2 separate regions of the Homo sapiens genome follow, and region 2 is linked to region 1. Evidence: chromatin contacts called from ENCODE Hi-C or POLR2A ChIA-PET data. All regions are on one chromosome and are shown on one strand. The core of a region is the stretch at or near the end of the contact, and the rest is flanking DNA. Distances in the headings are between cores, read along the strand shown.

Evidence for each region. Hi-C counts contacts between places; a loop is a spot of excess contacts on that map. ChIA-PET counts read pairs that join two places held with the same protein, here RNA polymerase II (POLR2A). Pooled maps may share reads with other maps.
Region 2: a loop to region 1 is called in a pooled map, with 2.7 times the contacts of the local background. The contact joins the promoter of INCENP here to the enhancer-like site in region 1. A Hi-C loop is called at or near these places in 3 of 50 pooled maps. POLR2A ChIA-PET finds 5 or more read pairs at or near these places in 4 of 52 experiments (Caco-2, GM12878, activated CD4-positive, alpha-beta T cell and 1 more).

Annotation. Positions count from the first base shown.
Region 1 is chr11:62,039,213-62,044,169 of GRCh38, reverse strand. No RefSeq gene overlaps it. Among named protein-coding and RNA genes, the nearest start is that of LINC02733, 41 kb to the left of the region's middle. Within about 2 kb of position 1,774, at least 7 of the 41 ENCODE cell types and tissues checked have a DNase peak (open chromatin) inside an H3K27ac peak, as active enhancers do.
Region 2 is chr11:62,120,904-62,125,427 of GRCh38, reverse strand. INCENP (inner centromere protein) reads right to left here and starts at 1,417. Exons shown (of 19, transcript NM_001040694.2): 1 at 1,265-1,417. It overlaps LOC124902681 (a long non-coding RNA gene), which reads left to right and starts at 1,717. Exons shown (of 2, transcript XR_007062697.1): 1 at 1,717-1,771. RefSeq lists enhancers at 546-1,127, 1,117-1,186, 1,717-1,806.

The DNA.
Region 1 (4,957 bases), core at 525-3,024:
GAAATCCGATGGGACTGCCCATGGTGAGTTGTTTATTCTTTGTTCTTTGTAGTGGCCTCTCCTCTTTGGACGTGGCTGCTTCTCTGCCCAACACCGTGTGCACTCTCTTTAGAGGGCCAGTGTCCAAATACTGCCTTTCCCAGAGGGACACAGGTCTCAATGCTTCAGCCTCTTCCCCCCAACCCCCACACCTCCCCAAATTGGACTCAATGCTTCTCAGAATCCCTGGGCTGAAGAACCAGGCTATTTTTCTTCACTGCCAGGGCTCAGAGACCAATACTTCCGTATAGTACATTAGAAATTACTGGGAAGTTGAAAATTTTTTTAAAGACTTACAAAATACAGGTCCCATTCTCATGATTACATTCAACAGTGTGAACCCCGAATATCTGAGACAGGTCTCAGTCAATTTAGAGACTTTATTTTCCCAAGGTTAAGGACATGCCTGTGACACAGCCTCAGGAAGTCCTGAGGCATGTGCCCAAGGTCATCAGGGGTACAGTTTGCTTTCATACATTTTAGAGAGACATGAAACATCAATCAATACATGTAAGATGTACATTGATTCGGTCCAGCAAGGCGGGACAACTGGAAGTGGGGGCTTCCAGGTTAGAAGTGGATAAGAGACAGAAGGTTGCATTCTTTTGAGTCCTTGATCAGCCTTCCACTGAAGGCTGTCTCAGTGAATCTTCATTTTTACATAAATGGTAGGGCAGATAGGCGCGGTGGCTCACACCTGTAATCCCAGCCCTTTGGGAGGCCGAGGCGGGTGGATCACCTGGGGTCAGGAGTTTGAGACCAGCCTAACCAACATGGAGAAACCCCGTCTCAACTGAAAATACAAAATTAGCCAGGCGTGGCAGTGCATGCCTGTAATCCCAGCTACTCGGGAGGCTGAGGCAGGAGAATCGCTTGAACCCAGGAGGTGGAGGTTGCGGTGAGCCGAGACCAGGCCATTGCACTCCAGCCTGGGTAAGAAGAGTGAAACTCCATCGCAAAAATAAATAAATAAATAAATAAATAAATAAATAAATAAATAAATAGGGCAGGGGAAGCAATCAGATATGCATTTGTCTTAGGTGAGCCTCAGGGGGATAACTTTGAATAGAACAGGAAGCAGGTTTGGCCTAAGCAGTTCCCAGCTTGATTTTTCCCTTTAGCTTGGTGATTTTGGAGTCCCAAGATTTATTTTCCTTTCACAACAGACAGAAAATTGTGCTGTCCAATTGCTACAAAACTTTCTAAAGAATTTCTCTTAACTTCTCTACTTACTTCTTCTCAGACTGGTAACCAACAGTTCATGGACCAGGTCCTGTCCCAGGGACACAGTGTGTGTAGTACTAGTTTAGCCTACCTTGAAATAATCTGCTGTATTTTTAATAAAACATATCCTTTATTATAATATTATAAATAACTTGTTTACAATTGTAAAAAACAGTATTTATCCTTTTCCAATCCACTCCTCTGCCCCCTCCTCCAACAGTCAGTTCTACTTCCCTCCTCTTCTTCTCCCTTTATTCCAAACTAACTGGATGTCTTGACCTTTTTTGATGAGTTAATTTGTATTGCAGCTTCTCAGAGAACAGGTGGGAGTGGAGCCAAGGTATCTTGGGGCAGAGGCGGTTGTAACAACTGCTAACAGTTTATGGTAGTTAACGTTGCAGGAGGAGCGATAAGAGAGGCTCACTCTTAGTTAAGCAACAGCAAGGTGTGTTCCAGCTGGCATTATAGGGCGGCCCCAGCCCTGGGCACCTCCAGCTCACTCCCCGTGGCACAGCGTGTGTGCCACTATTACTGCAACCACTCTAACTCACCCCACCTGCCTTTACTCTTTCGAGGATGTCACGTGCCCCATGGATTCCAGTTTGGTCTCACACACTCCAGTGATCTGTATCTTTTCTGGTGACCCAGTCTGCAGGTGCATCCACGCGGCCCTGTTTCCTAATCACCACAGTCAGAACCGTCTCTGCCCTGCCAGTCTCCCAGGTGGCTGCCAGATAACAGATTCAGTTCCACATTCTTTCCTTCAAGGCCCACTCAATTGCCTGTGGTCAGCTGAACTGCAAAGATAAGACTCAAAGATACAGTTGTCTAAAGTTCAGTGGGAAAACAGTCATGGCTGGGCACAGTGGCTCACGCCTGTAATCCCAGCACTTTTGGGAGGCTGAGGTGGGTGGATCACCTGAGGTCAGGAGCTCGAGACCAGCCTGGCCAACATGGGGAAACCCCGTCTCTACTAAAAATACAAAAATTAGCCAGGCGTGGTGGTGGGTGCCTGTAATCTCAGCTACCTGGGAGGCTGAGGCACAAGAATTTCTTGAACCCAGGAGGCAGAGGTTGCAGTGAGCCAAGATCACACCACTGTACTCCAGCCTGGGCAACAGAGCAAGACTTGTCTAAAATAAAATAAAAGATATTTCCCTTTTAAAAAAAACCCAGATTTGAGGCATGTGTCATATTTTATCCTCAAGACATGTGAAGCAGGGTCACCTAATTGTCTACAGAGAAAGTGTCTGGGGGCTTAGGAGTGGGGTCAGCCAGGGCAGGATATTTGAACTATGTTCACTGTGTAAGGGGAGAGAGGACTGCAGAAATGGGATAGGACTGCAGGATGTGCAAGGGGATAAGGGCGGGGATGGCTCAGAGACTTGCTCAGGTGCAGGGTGGCTGTAGCTGTGGATGTCCCCATCATGAGACTCCTTCAGGAGCTTTCTGCCTGCCTTTCTACCTCCCCTCTTGTCCCCCTAAGATCCATTATCAGAAGCCAAAGTGATCCTTTTGTTTTATTTTATTTTATTATTATTTTTGAGACAGAGTCTCGCTCCGTCACCCAGGCTGGAGTGCGATGGCACAATCTCGGCTCACTGCAACCTTCTCCTCCCAGGTTCAAGCAATTCTCCTGCCTCAGCCTCCCAAGTAGCTGGGATTACAGGTGCCTGCCACCATGCCCAGCTAATTTTATTTATTTATTATTATTATTATTATTATTATTATTTGTATTTGTATTTTTAGTAGAGACGGGGTTTCGCCATGTTGGCCAGCCTATTCTCGAACTCCTGACCTCAGATGATCCACCTACCTCAGCCTAGCAAACTGCTGGGATTACAGGAGTGAGCCACCACACCCGGCCCAAAGTGATCCTTTTAAAACATAGCTCATTTGTCACCATCCTGCTCCACCTCCTAAACTGGTTTTCTATTACAAGTGGAATAAAATCCAAGCTCCCCACCTAGCCTCAATGCCCATTGTGACCCACCTCTGACCTGTCTGGTACCACCCTCCCTGACCCACTCTGATGGGCACCTGCTGGACAGCAGTGCCATTCACTACCATCTGGAATGAAGGGGGAAGACATTGCAGAGGGCTCAGATCCCATAGCAACCACCGGAATGTCATTTTCCCCAGGAAGCTGGTACCCACAGATTCATTTGCTTGAGAAGATGAAATTTCCATTTTCCATATGCTGAATTTAAGATGGGCACCATCCAGTGAGGCAAAAGACGTGCAAACCGTTGCACTCCTGGAGAAATGTTTCTCGCATGCACCGAATAGCAGAAAGCAGAGGTCAGCAAACTGCAGCCCGTGGGCCAAAGCCAACCCCAACAACCTGTTTTTGTACAGCCTGCAAGCTAAGAACAATGTTTACATTTTTAAATAGTTTTTACATTTTTCATTTATTTATTTATTTATTTATTTTATTTTATTTTTTTGGAACGAAATTTCGCTCTTGTTGCCCAGGCTGGAGCGCAATGGCACGATCTCGGCTCACTGCAACCTCTGTCTGCCTCCCAGGTTCGAGCGATTCTCCTGCCTCAGCCTCCTGAGTAGCTGGGATTACAGGCGCCCGCCATCACGCCCAGCTAATTTTTGTATTTTTAGTAGAGACGGGGTTTCACCATGTTGACCAGGCTGGTCTTGAACTTCTGACCTCAGGTGATCCACCCGCCTCAGCCTCCCAAAGTGCTGGGATTACAGGCGTGAGCCACCACACCTGGCCACATTTTTCTTTTTAAAAAAAGAAAGAAAGAATGTAGGCTGGGAGTGGTGGCTCATGCCTGTAATCTGAGGCTGAGGTAAGAGGATCACTTGAGCCCAGGAGTTTGAGACCAGCCTGGGTAAATTGTGAGACCTCATCTCTATTTTAAAAAAAGAAGAAGAATGTATATGCAACAGAAACCAGCTGTACCCACGAAGCCTAAGATGTTTATTATCTGTGCTTTACAGAATAAGTTTGCTAGACCTGATATATAGGAATACTTACACAGGACTGTAATACTTACACTGTGTCTGCTGGGCACAGTGGCTCACACCTGTAATCCCAGCACTTTGGGAGGCCGGGGCAGGTGGATCACCTGAGGTCAGGAATTCAAGACCAGCCTGGCCAACATGGTGAAACCCCGTCTCTACTAAAGATACAAAAATTAGCCAGGCATGGTGGCAGGCACCTGTAATCCCAGCTACTTGGGAGGCCGAGGCAGGAGAATTGCTTGAACCCGGGAAGCAGAGGTTGCAGTGAACCGAGATTGTGCCATGCACTCCAGCCTGGGGGACAAGAGCAAGACTTCGTCTCAAAAAAAAAAAAAACCAAAACCTGGAAACATCTGAATATCCATTATCAGTAGAATAAATGAATGTAAAAATAAGTTCATTTAATGGATATTATGCAGTGAAGGCAATGAACAAACTGTAGCTACATGTAACACTTGGATGAGTCTCATAAACAATACTGAGCAAAAAATACAGGACACAAAAAAATACAAACAATAAGATTACATTCAAACAAGTTAAAAACAATCAAAAGGGAAGTCCTAGCTAGAGCAATCAGATAAGAGAAAGAAATAAAGAGCATTCAAATTGAATAGGAAAAAGTCAAATTATCCTTGTTTGCAGATGATATGATCTTATATTTGGAAAAACCTAAAGACTCCACCAAAAAACTGTTACAACTGATAAATTC
Region 2 (4,524 bases), core at 168-2,667, 82 kb before region 1:
CAGAAAAGAGAAAACTGTTTAAGGAAGCCAAAGGTTTGCAGAGAAAAGCAACAACTGGCTAACTTTTTAAAAAGTATTTGTTCAAATGGGCAACGTGGATGAGAGCTTCTTTCACAAAGTCCATGAAAGCAATTGGACTTCTTTCACGGGGAGGTTTGCTTCTAGCAGACCTTAGCGCAACGATTTAAAAAGGGTTACCGTAAGTTAAAACAGAGGTGACCCTGAAAAAGAAGGAATCAGTGTACCAAGAATCAGGCTCCTGGAAGAGCAGCAAAAATCTCTTCTTCAACCCATGTAAGCACCTGCACACAGATAAAGAGCACTCAACACCTCACCGAGGAAGACACTCTCCAGTCTTCCTCCTCTCCAACACTTCTTCCACACCATACACCAGACTGAAGGCCCCATCGTCCTCCTCTATGACTCCTGTCCTTTTCAGGGTGCTGTAAGTTGGGCGCCTACCACACCTCTGTGCAGAAAGCGCATAGCAGCTGCTCCCATTTACTGAGTCATACTCCATGCCCGAGTCAGACATCATCTCATTTAATTCTCACCACAACCTTGAGGATACGCATGGGCAGATGAGGAAATTGAGGCAAAGAGAAGTCAAAATCAGCCGGTAAATCAGGGGCATAAATAGAACCGTGCCCTTAACCACGGGCTATACCGCCTTTAAACCGTGCCCTTAACCACTGGCTATACCGCCTTCTAGATATCAACTTCTGAAAGGCAGGTGCCCAGTCTTGGCTCTGGGCAACCCCGCGAGCAACCCATGTTAGCTGAATGAGACTGAACCGCTGACAGCGAACAGGCTTGGGGAGTGACAAGGGGCGGCCCAGCCTCCGGAAATGGTCAGTTTAAAATGCTGCTCAGCTGGGGGCGGGGGCGTTGAGAGAGGGGTTTAACTGCACAGAAATGCCATCTGGCATCATTCCGCCAAACAACCGGGTTGGTTTCGGGCTTCCTGCGCGTCCAAGTCAACACTAATCCTCACAGGCACAAGGTGCCAAGCAGCCGGGAGCGGAGGGAACGGGGCTATGCTCTAGGAAGCTGAGGGCCTAGGTGGAAAGGGTGGGAGGCATCTCGGGCCCGAGAACCAAGGCAGGCGACCTCGCCACTTGGAAGAGGTGACCCTCATATGCCCAGGTAGCCAGGGGCTGGGGTGGGGAGTCACGACCCTGGTCCGGAGTCGACAGGGACGGAGCAGAGGACCGGGGAAAAAATCGCGAACCACCCCCCAATCCCCACGCCCACGCGCACTCACTCGACTGCGCCACGTCCCCTGAAGGCTGCTCCGATCCAAGTCCGGTGGTATCCCTAGGTAAGGCCCCGCTTGCCCAGACCCACTTGGCTCCGGGCCTTCGGGACTCACCGCACGGGAGGAGCAACCAGGCGGCGCAGCGCGGGCGAAAACTATGATTTTCAAAACTGAAGGCTCAGCCAATCCTCGGCAAGTTTGTCCGGGCGGTTGCAAAATTTTAAGCCAATCAAATAACAGGAAGTACCAGTCAGCCCTCCTATTGGCCATATCCACTAGCAATCTGCGGGACTAAGAGGCGGGGAAAGGAAGCGAAAGACTTTAAGCCCCCTCAGCTTCCGGGTGCTGCGGCCGCGGCCGAGAGAGGAAGTAGATCCCCGCCTGGGAGGAGCCCGCAGACCTGGAACTACGAGTCCCGGCGAGCACTGCGAAGGCCACGCGCGGCTTTCTTTCTTCTCCAAGCACGGTGGCAGTCTTCTGATCTCTGCTGCTTTTTTTTCCTCATAAAAACATGTATGTATATACTTACATTGCTGAAAGACCAGCTTTTTAATGTAACAAATTATCTAGGTACAGAAGTCATAGGTTCCTCTTCCCATGAGAAAAACATTCCTCAAAATACAAACCAAACAGCATCCCAGAGGGAGTAAAATTTCATTGTACTGAAACATATACAAATTAAGGCTACCTTGGTATATAAACAATTTAGAAATTATGATGGAATAGTTCCACCAAATCATTTACGTATAGGAATTCATGCCATTTTTTAAAGAATTGGTAGTGGGGCTCAATTCAAACAATATTATGCATCCTTACATTCAACTTAATACACTTAGCAGCTATAAGGAGTGTAACTGTAACCCCACTTCCTGAAATCTCAGGAGTAATGTTAAAAATCCAAACCCATCAAAGGCCAGGGTGTTACGGTATTTGGCTCATGAATCGAAAAGCCTAATCATTTCAATTTAATCTTTACAAGTAGAACAAGATCCAAACATGGGACGTTTTCTTATTTTTCTTTGCTTTTGTGGTTGTAATGCCCTTTTGGTTTTCTGAGCAAGCTGAATACATCTGATAAATACTACCATTGGACAAAGGATCTAAACATTGAGATGTTTTACTAAATCAAGGTTTCAAGTTGGCACAATGTTTTTACTAAGTCATATTTCAATTAGTTCATCTTTCCAATATGGAGGCGGGGGGGGAAAGACAAGGACTAATATGTCCTATAAAGAATCTCTGGCCGGCGAGATCCCGCCACTGCACTCCAGCCTGGGCGACAGAGCGAGACTCCGTCTCAAAAAAAAAAAAAAAAAAAAAAAAGAATCTCTGGCCGGGCGCGGTGGCTCACGCCTGCAATCCTAGCACTTTGGGAGGCCGAGGCGGGTGGATTGCCTGAGCTCAGGAGTTCGAGACCAGCCTGGGCAACACAGTGGAACCCTGTCTCTACTAAAATACAAAAAAAAATTAGCCGGGCGTGGTGGCTTGCACCTGTAATCCCAGCGACTCGGGAGGCTGAGACAGGAGAATCGCTTGAACCCGGGAGGCAGAGGTTGCAGTGGGCCGAGATCGCGCCATTGCACTCCAGCCTGGGCCACAAAAAGCAAAAAACTCCGTCTCAAAAAAAAAATCTCTGCCGCTTTTGAGAAGTAAAAACAAAACGCCTTGTGAATGGCAACGGAGTGTGCGTTTATCTAGAGCCTTCTGTCATCTCTTGGGCGACAGAATCCTTGGTCACCTACCCTGGTACTGGACGTTTCTTGAGAGAAGTGGTTCTCATGCAGAGGAGGTTTTATCCCACCTCCGCCCCCCACATTTGGCAGTGTGTGAATTCATTTGGGTTTGGGAGAAGGGGTTAGTGGTATTTGGTGGGTAAAGGCCAGGGATGCTGCTGAACGCCATCTAGTGCATAAGACAGTCCCCACAGCAAGGAATTACCCGGCCCCAGATACCAGAATTGCTGCTGTTGAGAAACTGCTTTAGACAAAGTCACTTTACTCTGTGAGTCAAGGTTGCTGTTACCTGTAAAATAAGGCAGTTCAATCTTGAAGAGATTTGTACATCCACGGTCAGCTACCAACAGATAGTTTACCCTGTTCCCAGGTCGTCTGTAGTATTTTTCCTCTCCCTTTCTTCCCTCTCTTTATCAATTCTGTTTTTGCCTTTGTTATTTTACTCAGTTTACCAACTGACTCCATCATATGTGAGTAAATAATTTGTGAGCAAATTAACTAAACATTTCTGAGTTATTCTTTGAAGAATGTAAATAATTGGAAATCAGCTGAATCATAAAAGGATATGTTACCCAATCGTTAATCATTCTGTTTATTAATTCTGACATGAGTATCTCAAATTGTTTATTTGATTGTTACCTCGGAGAGTTTTCTACCCTGTGCAGTGCACTTTAGCAAGTTTCCAAGGGGATTAAGGTCCGTCTTTCTCAAGAGAGAGAAGAGCAACTATAAAAGGGGCTGAGGGGGCCGGGCGTGGTGGCTCACGCCTGTAATCCCAGTACTTTGGGAGGCCAAGGTGGGTGGATCACCTGAGGTCAGGAGTTCAAGACCAGCCTGACCAACATAGAGAAACCCTGTCTCTACTAAAAATACAAAATTAACCGGGCATGGTGGCATATGCCTGTGATCCCAGCTACTTGGGAGGCTGAGGCAGGAGAATCGCTTGAACCTGAAAGGTGGAGGTTGCGGTGAGCCGATATCGTGCCATTTTACTCCAGCCTGGGCAACAAGAGTGAAACTCCGTCTCAAAAAAATAAAAAAGAAAAGAAAAAAAGGAGGGGGGCTGAGGGAAAGGAAAACTAGTTTACTCCAGCCTGGGCAACAAGAGTGAAACTCCATCTCAAAAAAATAAAAAAGAATAGAAAAAAAGGAGGGGGGCTGAGGGAAAGGAAAACTAGCTAATGGCAGGTACATTCACAAGCAGATAAAAGAAGAAGTACAGTGCAGGCTGGGCGCGGTGGCTCATGCCTGTAATCCCAGCACTTTGGGAGGCTGAGGTGGGCGGATCACTCGAGGTCAGGAGTTCGAGACTAGCCTGGCCAACATGATGAAACCCCATTTCTACTGAAAATACAAAAAAAAAAAAAATATGGGTGTGGTGGCGTGCGCCTGTAATCCCAGCTACTCGGGAGGCTGAGGCAGGAGAATTGCTTGTACTCAGGAGGTGGAGGTTGCAGTGAGCCGAGATTGTGCCATTGCACTCTAGCCTGGGAGATAAGAGTGAAACTCCATCTCAAAAAAAAAAAAAAAAAA